Regions from separate parts of the Mus musculus genome. Here region 1 is linked to region 2. Evidence: chromatin loops called from intact Hi-C (ENCODE). Cell type or tissue: heart. All regions are shown on one strand. Links, peaks and the distances in the headings refer to the core of each region. The heading gives the core; the rest is flanking DNA.

Region 1 (5,387 bases), core at 108-5,107, 370 kb after region 2:
AGTATCAGAGTCTTCTAGAAAGATAAAATTTACAAAATGACCATGCCGGAGAATGGGAGTCAAAACACTTTTTCAAATTCAGACAGTTTTTACTGTTTCAGAGGGAAATTTAAAAACACACAAACAATTGTTGTAGGCTATCACAAAGCACATTCCTATGTGTTTCTGTCATGCAAATATGTATTTAAGACTAATGCATGTTATAAACATATGCATAGGCTGATGTACACATGCTCCAGATGTGCTGTTTCTGTGTCTGTGGGTTGTGTCCTCTACACACAGGGAAAAATATATTAATCATTGCTTTTACTGCTGAGGGGATGGGTTCTGCTCTCATATTTCAGAAAGGGGCTGGAAAGTGAGGGAAGCCAAACTTTTTCCTATTTAAGGCCAGAGCAGAGGGAAGCGAGCGGCTGAGTTTTATGACGGGCCCGGTGCTGAAGGGCAGGGACAACTGATGGTGCTACTCTGAGCTGCTTCTTCCTCTCTCCTCTTTTGCACAAAGAGTCTCATGTCTGATATTTAGACATGATGAGCTTTGTGCAAAGTGGAACCTGGTTTCTTCTCACCCTTCTTCATCCCACTCTTATTTTGGCACAGCAGTCCAACGTAGGTAAGTAGGTACCGATTTGAACAGGCTTTCTGGGTTAATTTTGCCTTAACTTCTTACAAAGGGTAAGATAGTGGGAAAATCAGCCTCCTAAGAATTTCCTGTCTAGCCTCTGACTGTGGAATGTTTTGTTAACCTTAATTTTGTTTTCTATATTTGATTTTTTTAAAAGTTAATGTACATGTATAATATTCTCTAGTTGTTTAAGGTAAAAACTGTTCTTAAATTAACTTGATTTCATGTTCACCTTTTAAAAAATGTTTTAAAGTACTCCCCTCCTGCATTGTGAACATCTTGGCATGCTCCCAGGCCATCTGGAATTTATTGGTCTCTTGTAATAATTTCATGTTCTCCTTTGTACACTGCTCTCTTTACAAAGATAGGATATTTAGCCATGTTTTTCAAAAGAATGCACTAGAAATGTCTCTGAAATGAATAACCCTTAAGAAGATACTAGAAAATAAATAGAATCCCTTATGTATTTCTGTAAAACTATAAATGTGGACTATCTATGGACCTTCCAGAAATGAGCCCAGGCTGCAAAAACGTGTCATTGTTTCTGTTTTTATTGCATTCCATGATTGCACACATTCAATGTGCTCAGAGTTTGCCAAAAGTTGTTTTATGTTCTGTTTAGCTGGATTTCCATTACTGAAGATAACATAATTTAACAGGAATATTTTTGCTTTCCTCCAAACAAGGTAAAGATACAAGTTTTGCTCAAAAAGGCAGACTTGAAATAGTTTTGGTAGCCAAATGTAATGATCTTTATTTTCTTGTGCCCCAAATTAAAAGCAACTGTCTCATTATTTACTTAAATACTTTTAAAAATGCATATGTTCCTTGTCATCATGAAAATTTGGGGTGCACACTTTTTTCAAAATAATTGTGTTGATGTAAATCTTATCTGTGGCTAAAAGAAGTTGCTAGCAGTTCTTTTCATACATAATCAAACACGTTGGTATTTAAACCTTTAGTTTTAGCAAATGCTTCATGAGCATTCGTTTTTCCACTGTGTGCAGTGTCTTCACTAGTTTCAGAAGTTATCTATGCAAGAGTAAGGGAAGGAGACACTTTATATTTCTGTATGTTCAGTCCACAGATACACAGAGAAGGAGCTCCCAGATTGCTTGTTTCTTAATTCTGTTCCCCTTAACCCACCCTTCCATCCCCCTCCATCTTTCCCCCCTCCTTATCTCTCCACCCCTTTTGGCTCCTTAGGAACTCCCCTCCCAATTTTCCTTCCTCACTCATCACCCCTCCCCCATCCTAGGCTTATCCACCTCCCTCCCCCCACCCCAGTCCTCACCCCTCCCTGTTCTCAGTGACTCACTCTCTGCTTCCCATCTTTATTTTCATCCTCTCTCCTCCCCAGCTCATCTTACATTTTCTTTTCTTTGGATAGTCAATTCCTTTTTAGCTTTCTTTTTTCACTTTCTCTTCACATCCTGCCCTCCTGGAAGATGAAACAACCCCAAGCCTTCCCTATTAATAGGAGACATGATCCAAAGAAATGTTAATTCCTTAGCAGCCCAAACTTTTATTCTGAAATCTAGATGAAGAATCATAGAATCTTAATTTTTTTTAAAGAAAGAAAGACAGACAGAAAGAAAGACAGACAGACAGACAGAAAGGAAGGAAGGAAGGAAGGAAGGAAGGAAGGAAGGAAGGAAGAAAGAAAGGAAGGAAGGAAGGAAGAAAGGAAGGAAGGAAGAAACCTATGTCTTTGGGACATTAATTAAAATATCAACATAGTATCTATAGTTTCTTAACAGTTAAAGTAATATGAGAAATACTATAGGAACAGTGGGTGTGTTTCTTCCCAATCTAACTCCAGTAAGAAGAGAAACATGTTTGGTTCTCACCATCTTAACATCATCCTAAGCTCATTTGCTTCCACCTTTGGGCTATGGTCTTTAAAACTCCAAGAAGGATAAAAAGGATTTAAGATCATATATTTCACATTCCTTGCAGGTTTTTAGTGAAAATCCTACTGAATGATTAACTTTGAGGAGATTTCAGTAAGTAGCAGACATTCAGCACACTGGGAACACTCAGAGAACTCTAAAGGGGTTATCTCCTATGTTCTCCAGAAATCCTAGAAGTCGTACAGAATTGCTAGACACTAACTTCTGGGAGTTTTCTGGAATATGAAACATGTCTCCACAAAGAATTCTTGTCTCTTTACAAATCTGTGCAAGTCTTACTTTATTCATGCCTTTTATTTCAGCTACGGAAAAAACGTGGTCTGTTTTATATTTCCTGTGGTTTTTAAGCATGCTGGATTTTTAAGTGCTAAACCATGCCACCTAGTGGCTAACAAAGACACCATTTCCATAACCATCGCCAACATGACTCTTGCACCACAGGATCCTCATATGTGTGTGTGTGTGTGTGTGTGTGTGTGTGTGTGTGTGTGTGTGTGTGTGTGTGTGTGTGCGTGCGTGCGCGCACGCGTGTCCGTGGGGGGGGGGGAGACAGAGAGAGAGAGAGAGAGAGTTTTAAAAACTAAACATTCCTTTTATAAGTAAAATAATTAGATAATGAAATGTTACCAGACATAAGAATACACAAACAAACTGGTAATATATTGTGAGACTTTTGGAAATGAATGTCAAAATAATAGACAGTTTCCAGCCAGGCATGGTGACACAGACCTTCATTCCCAGCTACTTGGGAGGCTGAGTGTAGATGAATACAAGTCCAAAGTCTTCCTGAGTTCAATGTGAGTGTCTGAATGAGAGTGAGACTCTTGTCTCAAAATGAAAAGTTTATAGAAGTCTGGAGATGCAGGTCAGTGGTAGAGAGCTTTTCCAGAGCATATGACGCCCTAGCCTCAATCTCCAATACTGTCAAAGAAAAGATAGAAACTTATCTAAATTCATTGCATCATTTTTTAAATGTATTTTTCCTACTCATTGGCTAATATCATCCTTGCTTAATATTTGCATTCTGCTGACTATAGGTCCATAAATAGATGTTAGTAATATTGCTTCCTTAGGACAGGGACAAAAAACTAAATGTCTTCTAAAGTTTAAGCTTCTACATTTTGCTATGTTGATAATATCACAAAAATTAACTGTGAACCATGAACTGATTTGTGATTTCAAAACTGTAAATGGACTGAGAGAATGAACTCTTGTTTCATATTTTTTAGTTTATTTCTCATTATGTTTAAAAAGGAAAATTATAGCTAAGATTAACATTTACATTTTCTCTTGTTTGTGTTGTCCGAATTACTAATCACATAGAACCAATGGAATAAAATGTATTACAAAGTCACGGTAGTAACCTTACTTCTAACAGAAGAAAATACACAATTATGTACATATTTAAATATCAGTCATGTAACCTACAGTGTGTTTGTAAAGCTTAAAAACAGGAATGGATGAATAGTTTAGTACTGAAACTAAAATTTAATGAAATACTACATGATTTGAGAACAAAAGCATAAACCTTGAACATCTGCCTTTTTTTACTTTTGTAAGTATTTGTAAATAATAGAGATTCCAAGTTCCATACCATTTTTGAAAATTTATTTATAAAGTTTTTTTTTAATGGTAGTCCTTTTTTCTATTCCTTACTCAATTTTTAACAAATTAATCTGGTTTATTAAGCAAAAGGCTCAGGAGCTAATGACTTAACCAGAAATTATCATTCTTTCTGTAAAAATGTACATTGTAAGTAAATAAAGTATTACCAATACAAGATTTTGTTGTTTCTATTCATAACCCCCTTTTATTTCCTCAGCATCTCAACAGTACTCAGAATGATGGGTAAAGGGCCTATAACAGACCCTGCATCACATTTAGATCTAGGATGGACCAGTCAAGCATTGTAGAAGAGAGCAAGTCTTCGGAAACCATGCTGGGAGGGAGAAGTGGAGAGGAAAGGCCCATTAATGAGTGCAGATTCTTCGGTGACTTGCCTTTGGATTTCTTTTTTAAAAGATTTGTCCAGAACTATAGGAGATGCTAAAAGAAAGCAAGGCCTCATTAGAAAGGCCTGTTTCATATCTACAGGCTCAGACCAGGCCTGGAGTGGTAACTCAGAAAAGACTGCCAACCACTGAAGCTCTGTGGTGACCACTGAGGATGACTGTCCCTAGTGCCGGGTTCCTATGTGTACTTTGTGACAGGCAATAACTGATAACGCCACCTTGAAGCCATTAAAGTGATTGCTTGTAAGTCAGAGCCGGGAAGATCAAAGATGAGCTTGCCTTTGCTGGACCTGGCAGACACTAAAGCTTCGGGTACACTGTGACTTTCTGGCAATGTGTGTGAGCTAATTCTCATAAAATGTTTCGTTCTGTTTCTTAGAGCTAAAAGCTTAGTGTCATTATTTTCCATGCTTAGGAAAAAAAAAAATCCACATTGTTTTTTTTTTTAATCCAAAAGTTTTAAAGGAGGAAACTTTGCCTGTCAGGAAAGCAGTGGAAACTCTGAGCTAGCTCTGCACAGCAGTCGTTTGTTAGCTGCACTTTGGAGAGTTACATTAACCACTAGAAGTTCTGTCTGTGCCTAACAAAAACATAGCCCAAGTGGATTCCTTTCAGATTAACTAATCAAAGCCTTGCTTTTTCCATGGCTGAGGTCAAGCCCTGCCATTTCAAATGTAATCTCAATGAACAAAACGGAAAGTTCAAATGGAAGAAATACTAAAATTGCCCCAAAGAAGAAATTGCCACAACTAATCCAAAACTTATTAATAGTTAAATTAGCTTTGATAATTAGCATTGAAGGATGACTTTCTCAGTTAACATAGTTGTGAGACATTT
Region 2 (5,387 bases), core at 156-5,155:
TTAAGTTTATCTTTTGTGCTTTGACTGTGTTAGGATATTGAGGGCTTGATGGAACAGGATAGCTTGATTCCAGTATAGCGATATTATCATGGCTTTTACTGATTGTGTTCTTATGATGTCCTTTAGCAATCTTGTTGTTCCTGGTGGTGGCTGGATGTCCCTGATGCCACCTGGACTCCTCAGGAGGCAGGCAGAAACTGTCAATGGATCTCAAGGAACATTACACTGCTCATCTATGCTGACTGTGCCCCATGTGGACCTGGCAAGCAAAGGGATTGCTGGGGAGGGGCCTAACCTGGGTGCTCTTAGGAATCCTAAAGGTTCCTTGGGATTGGGAGGTAGGTTGTGGACCAGACAATGGAAGTCAGAGAAGATTGCACAACTCACCTCTGCTGGCCATGTGCCCCAGATTGATCAAACTAGACTAGTGTTTTGATTGTTTTGTGGTGTTGGTAGGGATTTCTGTTCTTATCCAATCTATCTGATGTTTTGTAAGTTTCTTATACCTTTATAAGAGTGTCCTCATTAAGGTTAGGAAAATTTTCTTCTATGATTTTTGTTAAAAATATTTTTCTGGGTCTTTGAGCTGAGATTTTCAATTATTATTCTTATGTTTGGCATTTTCAGACAGCCCTAGATTTCTTGAATGGTTTGTGTCAAGAATTTTTTGATTTAACTTTTTTTGACTGATATATCAATTTCTTCCAACATATCTTCTATGTCTGAGAGTCTCTCCTACATCTCTTATATTTTAGTAGTGATGCTTATATCTGTAGTTCCTGTTAGCTTACCTAGATTTTTTTTCATCTCCAGGAGTCCTTCACTTAGTGTTTTGTTAATTTCTCTTTACATTTTCAGTTATAGTACAGTTTTATTTATTTCATTCACATGTTTTATTGTTTTGTTTTCTTTAATGGACTTATTCATTTCCTCCTGTTTTTAATTTGTGTTTTTCTTGATTTCTTTAAGGGATTTATTAATTTCTTTCAATTGTGTTTTCCTGAATTTATTTATTTATTTATTTATTTCCTCTTTAAGGAACTCTATCATCATCATAGAATTAATTTTAAGGTCATTTTCTTATATTTAAGTCATGTTGAAATATCTAAGCTTCCTGTAGTAAGAATGCTGGGCTCTGGGATGCCATCCTGTCCTGGATTTTGTGTTCTTACACTAGCTATTAGGCACTTGTGCTTGGGATAATTATATGTTTAGATGCTGATTTTTGAGTTTGTTTCTGTTGAACAGATTTTGCCCTTTGCTTTCTGCTTCATCTCTGGTCGTCTGACCTATGTGGTCTTTGGTTCTGATTTTTAGCCATACTTAAGGTCCATTACGGTGGTTTTGCTGGAGTTTGGCAGCCTGCTTGAGCTCTGGGATTTGGGGTGCCAGTGTTGTCTCTGAGTTCTAATTCTTTGGATTGGCATTGCTTCTGGTAGAGCAGAGGGCTTTGGGGATTCTGGATGCTGGTCTTGGCTATGGGGTTCCACATACCAGTGTAAACCATGGCAGAGTAGGGTATTTCTGGGGAGTTGAGGACCCGGACACGTAGCCAAGGGGAGGACATGATGTTTGGGAAAACTGGGTGGACCCTAAAGAGTGTTGGCAGGTAGGGGGGTCTTAATTGTTACCTGGTGTTCTGGGTACCAGCATCCCCTCCAGGAATGCAGAAGGCTTCTGCAGGAGTTGTGACCCTGGATGTAGACTGTTGAGTGCTTTTAAATGTTTCATATAATGGAAATGTTTTTATGTTTAACATATGTTTTAGTAACTAGCTGTCCCAAATATCTCACGGTGTTTGATCTTTGTTCCTTTTCAGGTCCAATAGTAAGCCCCCTTTTAGGTAGCATATCCTGACACATATCATATACGGATGGTAGCTCATCGTCTTTAGAGGTGGCTAACAGGATATCATTCATATAGTGAATAATACAAGCCCCTGGGAAGAACTACCTCATAGGGTCTAAAACCTTTCCTAAATAGTATTGACATATAGTAAGGGATCTTGTCATGCCTTGCGCTCTTACAGTTCATAGATATCACCCTGAGGTTCTTTATGATTGACTGAGGGAACAGAAAAGGCAAAGTTTACCTTACCATCAGGATGAATATGTGTAGTACAAAAGCAATCTTTTAAATGCAAAACTATAATGTCAATCTTTAGAAATACATGTTGGAAAACTGGACTGTGAAGCTGCCAGTGGCCACATGGTGTCATTAACATTCTGTAAGTCAATCAGTTATCCCATTTACCAGACTTCTTTTTAATTGCAAAAATAGGAAGATTCTAGTGAGAAAAAAGATTTTATGCTCCAATCCTCCAACTCATGAAAAACCCAGAATTTCTTTCTTTTTCTTTCCCCATGTTTTGTTTGTTTGGTTGGTTTGGTTTGGTTTGGTTTGGTTTGAAATTGGCCTTTGACATATTATTTGAATGGCAACTATATATGTTTATGACTTTGTGATTTTGTCCTTGTGGGAATATATGTTTAAAAATCCTTTGCAACTCTTTTTCTAGTTCTTTTCAATTTTTGATATCCCATCTTTCACATAAGCCATTGAGCTTGTGAAGATTAGATAGCATTAGAGATAGAAATATAGACGGTGGCTAATATAGATTAGTTTGCTGTAAAGTGTCTCTTCTCTAAACATTACCCAAACATAAGTAACATAGGCTTTAGGACTGTCTTCATGCCTTCTGGACCTATGCACTGTAATTTTTTAGCACTTTAAAAATCTTCTTAAACCTCATACTTCCCAATCAAGTTTGAATGTATGACTATGCCACTAGGGTAGCCATTCTTTTATCACTTTAATAGAGACATCAGATGTAGAATCGATCAATCCTCTACAAGTTTTTCAATTTAAAATCCAACGATGGTATATCTTGTTCCTTCGATGAAAATGTTAAGGACTAGAGAAAATAGTAAGGACTAGGTAACTGTTTAGCCTGCCATTTTGTGCTGTTACTAATGGTATAAGGAAACTTTCTCATTTCTTCTTATTAAAAAACTTTCTCATGCTCTAGTTGATTACAGATTCTGTTATGATCTTTCCTTTTATAAGCTTCCCCTTGGATGGACCCCAATATAAGATAGACACCTGCATTAATATAAGTGACTATTTGGAATAAGATTTCCATTTTGAGTAATGGTTAAATAAAGTTTAAGTTCCCAAGAACTCCCTGGGAACTGACATCCTACTTGGAAAAAAAAAAAAGGCATGCATGTGGATTCTGGGTAACACGAAAAAAGAGACATGTTATATGGATAAATGACTTTTTTGTTGGCAAGTTAAGACATGAATGTTAGACAAGATAAGTCTTCTGACACCGTTGAATACCCCAATCATTGCAAGCAGGATAAATATACAACAAAGACATGTTTTGAAGGAAATTCTTTACCTACTTAGCTTAATTGGTGAAATAACTGGGCACAGATGTTAGGGGACTTCAAGGCTTAAAAGATCTGTAAGGTCCTGGCTTGAGGTCTCAGCCAGCTCCCAAGTCTGTCCTATGGTCCTGACCTATCATTCCTGCTGTAAATGCTCCATAAATTATCCCTGTCTTACTGAGATAAGTGTTTGTATAGTTTATGAAGTTATCCTGGACCCCAACAACAACACTTGAAACTATGGCTTTTTTTAAACTACCAAATCCTTCCTTATTGAAGTACATTTTTCCATTAAGTGGTTACATGTGGCTATAATAATAACTGTGCATGTTTTCTCCCACTTTAAATTAAAAATCAGTGGGAACTGTGATCATAACTGTAGTTTTCCACATATAGTTTTCATCAATGACTCCTATATGAGCTATGATTATCCTCATTGTTAAACTACTGTGACCCAATAAAAGTTCAGCTGTTCCAGACAATATAGGCTTCCGATAGTTTGTGTGTAACTTAAAAGGACAGTGAAGAGGAAAAATTAGTATATCTTTAGGGCAAGGATAATCAATAACAGCACTTCTTGAGTAGCAGCTTATAAGAAAAATATATTTTGATTACAATCTAAAGTTGATACAAATATTATTGTTTTTTTTTAATTCAAACACTATAATTTTGTGGTGACTGAGGTGGGCCCCTTAATCCATTTCCCTCTTGTTGACTGATATTTTTATTGTTACTAGACAATTTCTTACCATACTCATTAATTTTAGTTTGTCATTAGTCCTATGCTTTCCTTCCTTTCATTTAGGGCATAAGATGGTGCTCCTTGATTCTAAGTATTCATTCCTTATAAGGGCAATTTATATCATGTCATTAAGTGTGTATGTAAACTGCAATTGAAACATTTTGCTGACACTTATGTTTGAATTTCATAGGCTTCTAAAGCACCTAATTTTGCTCTATGTTTGTAGGTCTTCACATTTCTACATTACCTCAGAAAGTCCATAACATTTCTTATCTATCTCTGGGTTCTGATTATTATTTGGCAATTTTCATTAGCATTACCAAAAGCAAACTGTTTTAATAACTTTTTCTTTAAAAAAGATTTTTTTATTTTTATTTATATGAGTACACTGCAACTGTCTTCAGACCCATTCCAGAAGAGAGCATTGGAACCTGTTACAGATGGTTGTGAGCCACCATGTGGTTGCTGGTAATTGAACTCAGGACCTCTGGAAGAGCAGTCAGTGCTCTTAACTGCTGAACCATCTCTCCAGCACTAATAGTAACTCTTGAACTTGTTAACCTTTTACTTAAATGTTATTTGCATCTTTGAATTTCCCTATAAAATCAGCATACAGCTCAGAAAGACCTTGCATAGTTTTTATATAGCTAGACCCAAAGTCAAAGCCCATACCAATTTTCATTCAACCATGATAGGGATAGCTAATGATTCATTGATACCCATTTACCAGCCTTTCATATGTGATATTTCCAGGATGATCTTGTAGTCCTAGTTGAATTATTTCATGAGGTTCATTTGCATGCCACATTGGCCACTGAAGAAATTGGGAAGGGCTAAGAACCATTTGAAAATCATATATGAAGGGACGGACTCAAGACAGCTTGAACATGGTAAATATGTCCTTCTCTCCAATTCCCTCTGCCTTGATAAAAAACCTTTAGGTTGCATTCCTAAAGCTATCCACCAAGGTCTATTCCCTTATTTGGGCATTATCTCTTCCTAAGGCTGACTACCAAGGTCCAGTTATCTAAGTATTGAAATTCAACAATCAAAAACTTTCTTTGATTTACATAATTAACCTTTCAGATCAAAATTAATCAATCCTAATGCAGAGTTTCTTCTTGTATCTTTATAAACTGCCATTTTTCTATAGGCTATGCCTGTCTCCTCTCTATCCATAGACAGCCCTTCATTCCATTCTAGGACAAATATCTCTGTCCCCTCTTCCCTGTTTTCTCAACCTTCTTCCACAT

Evidence for each region. Peaks named below come from ENCODE experiments on the same cell type or tissue, not always from the same donor. Only the 100,000 strongest peaks of a DNase experiment are listed, where the experiment ranks them.
Region 1: a loop joins it to region 2, with 2.5 times the contacts of the local background. A loop is called at or near these places in 3 of 42 quality-filtered maps.

What each region holds. Positions count from the first base shown.
Region 1 is chr1:45,311,220-45,316,606 of GRCm38, forward strand. It overlaps Col3a1 (collagen, type III, alpha 1), which reads left to right and starts at 319. Exons shown (of 51, transcript NM_009930.2): 1 at 319-613. The coding sequence starts at 529. In heart, for the core only: a CTCF peak has its summit at 2,894 (motif pointing left); DNase peaks (open chromatin) are centred at 412 and 1,862; H3K4me3 peaks cover 3,248 bases; H3K27ac peaks cover 4,043 bases.
Region 2 is chr1:44,937,041-44,942,427 of GRCm38, forward strand. It overlaps the pseudogene Gm3496. Among named protein-coding and RNA genes, the nearest start is that of 4930521E06Rik, 190 kb to the left of the region's middle. In heart, for the core only: a CTCF peak has its summit at 2,205 (motif pointing right); no DNase peak of the experiment used is centred there.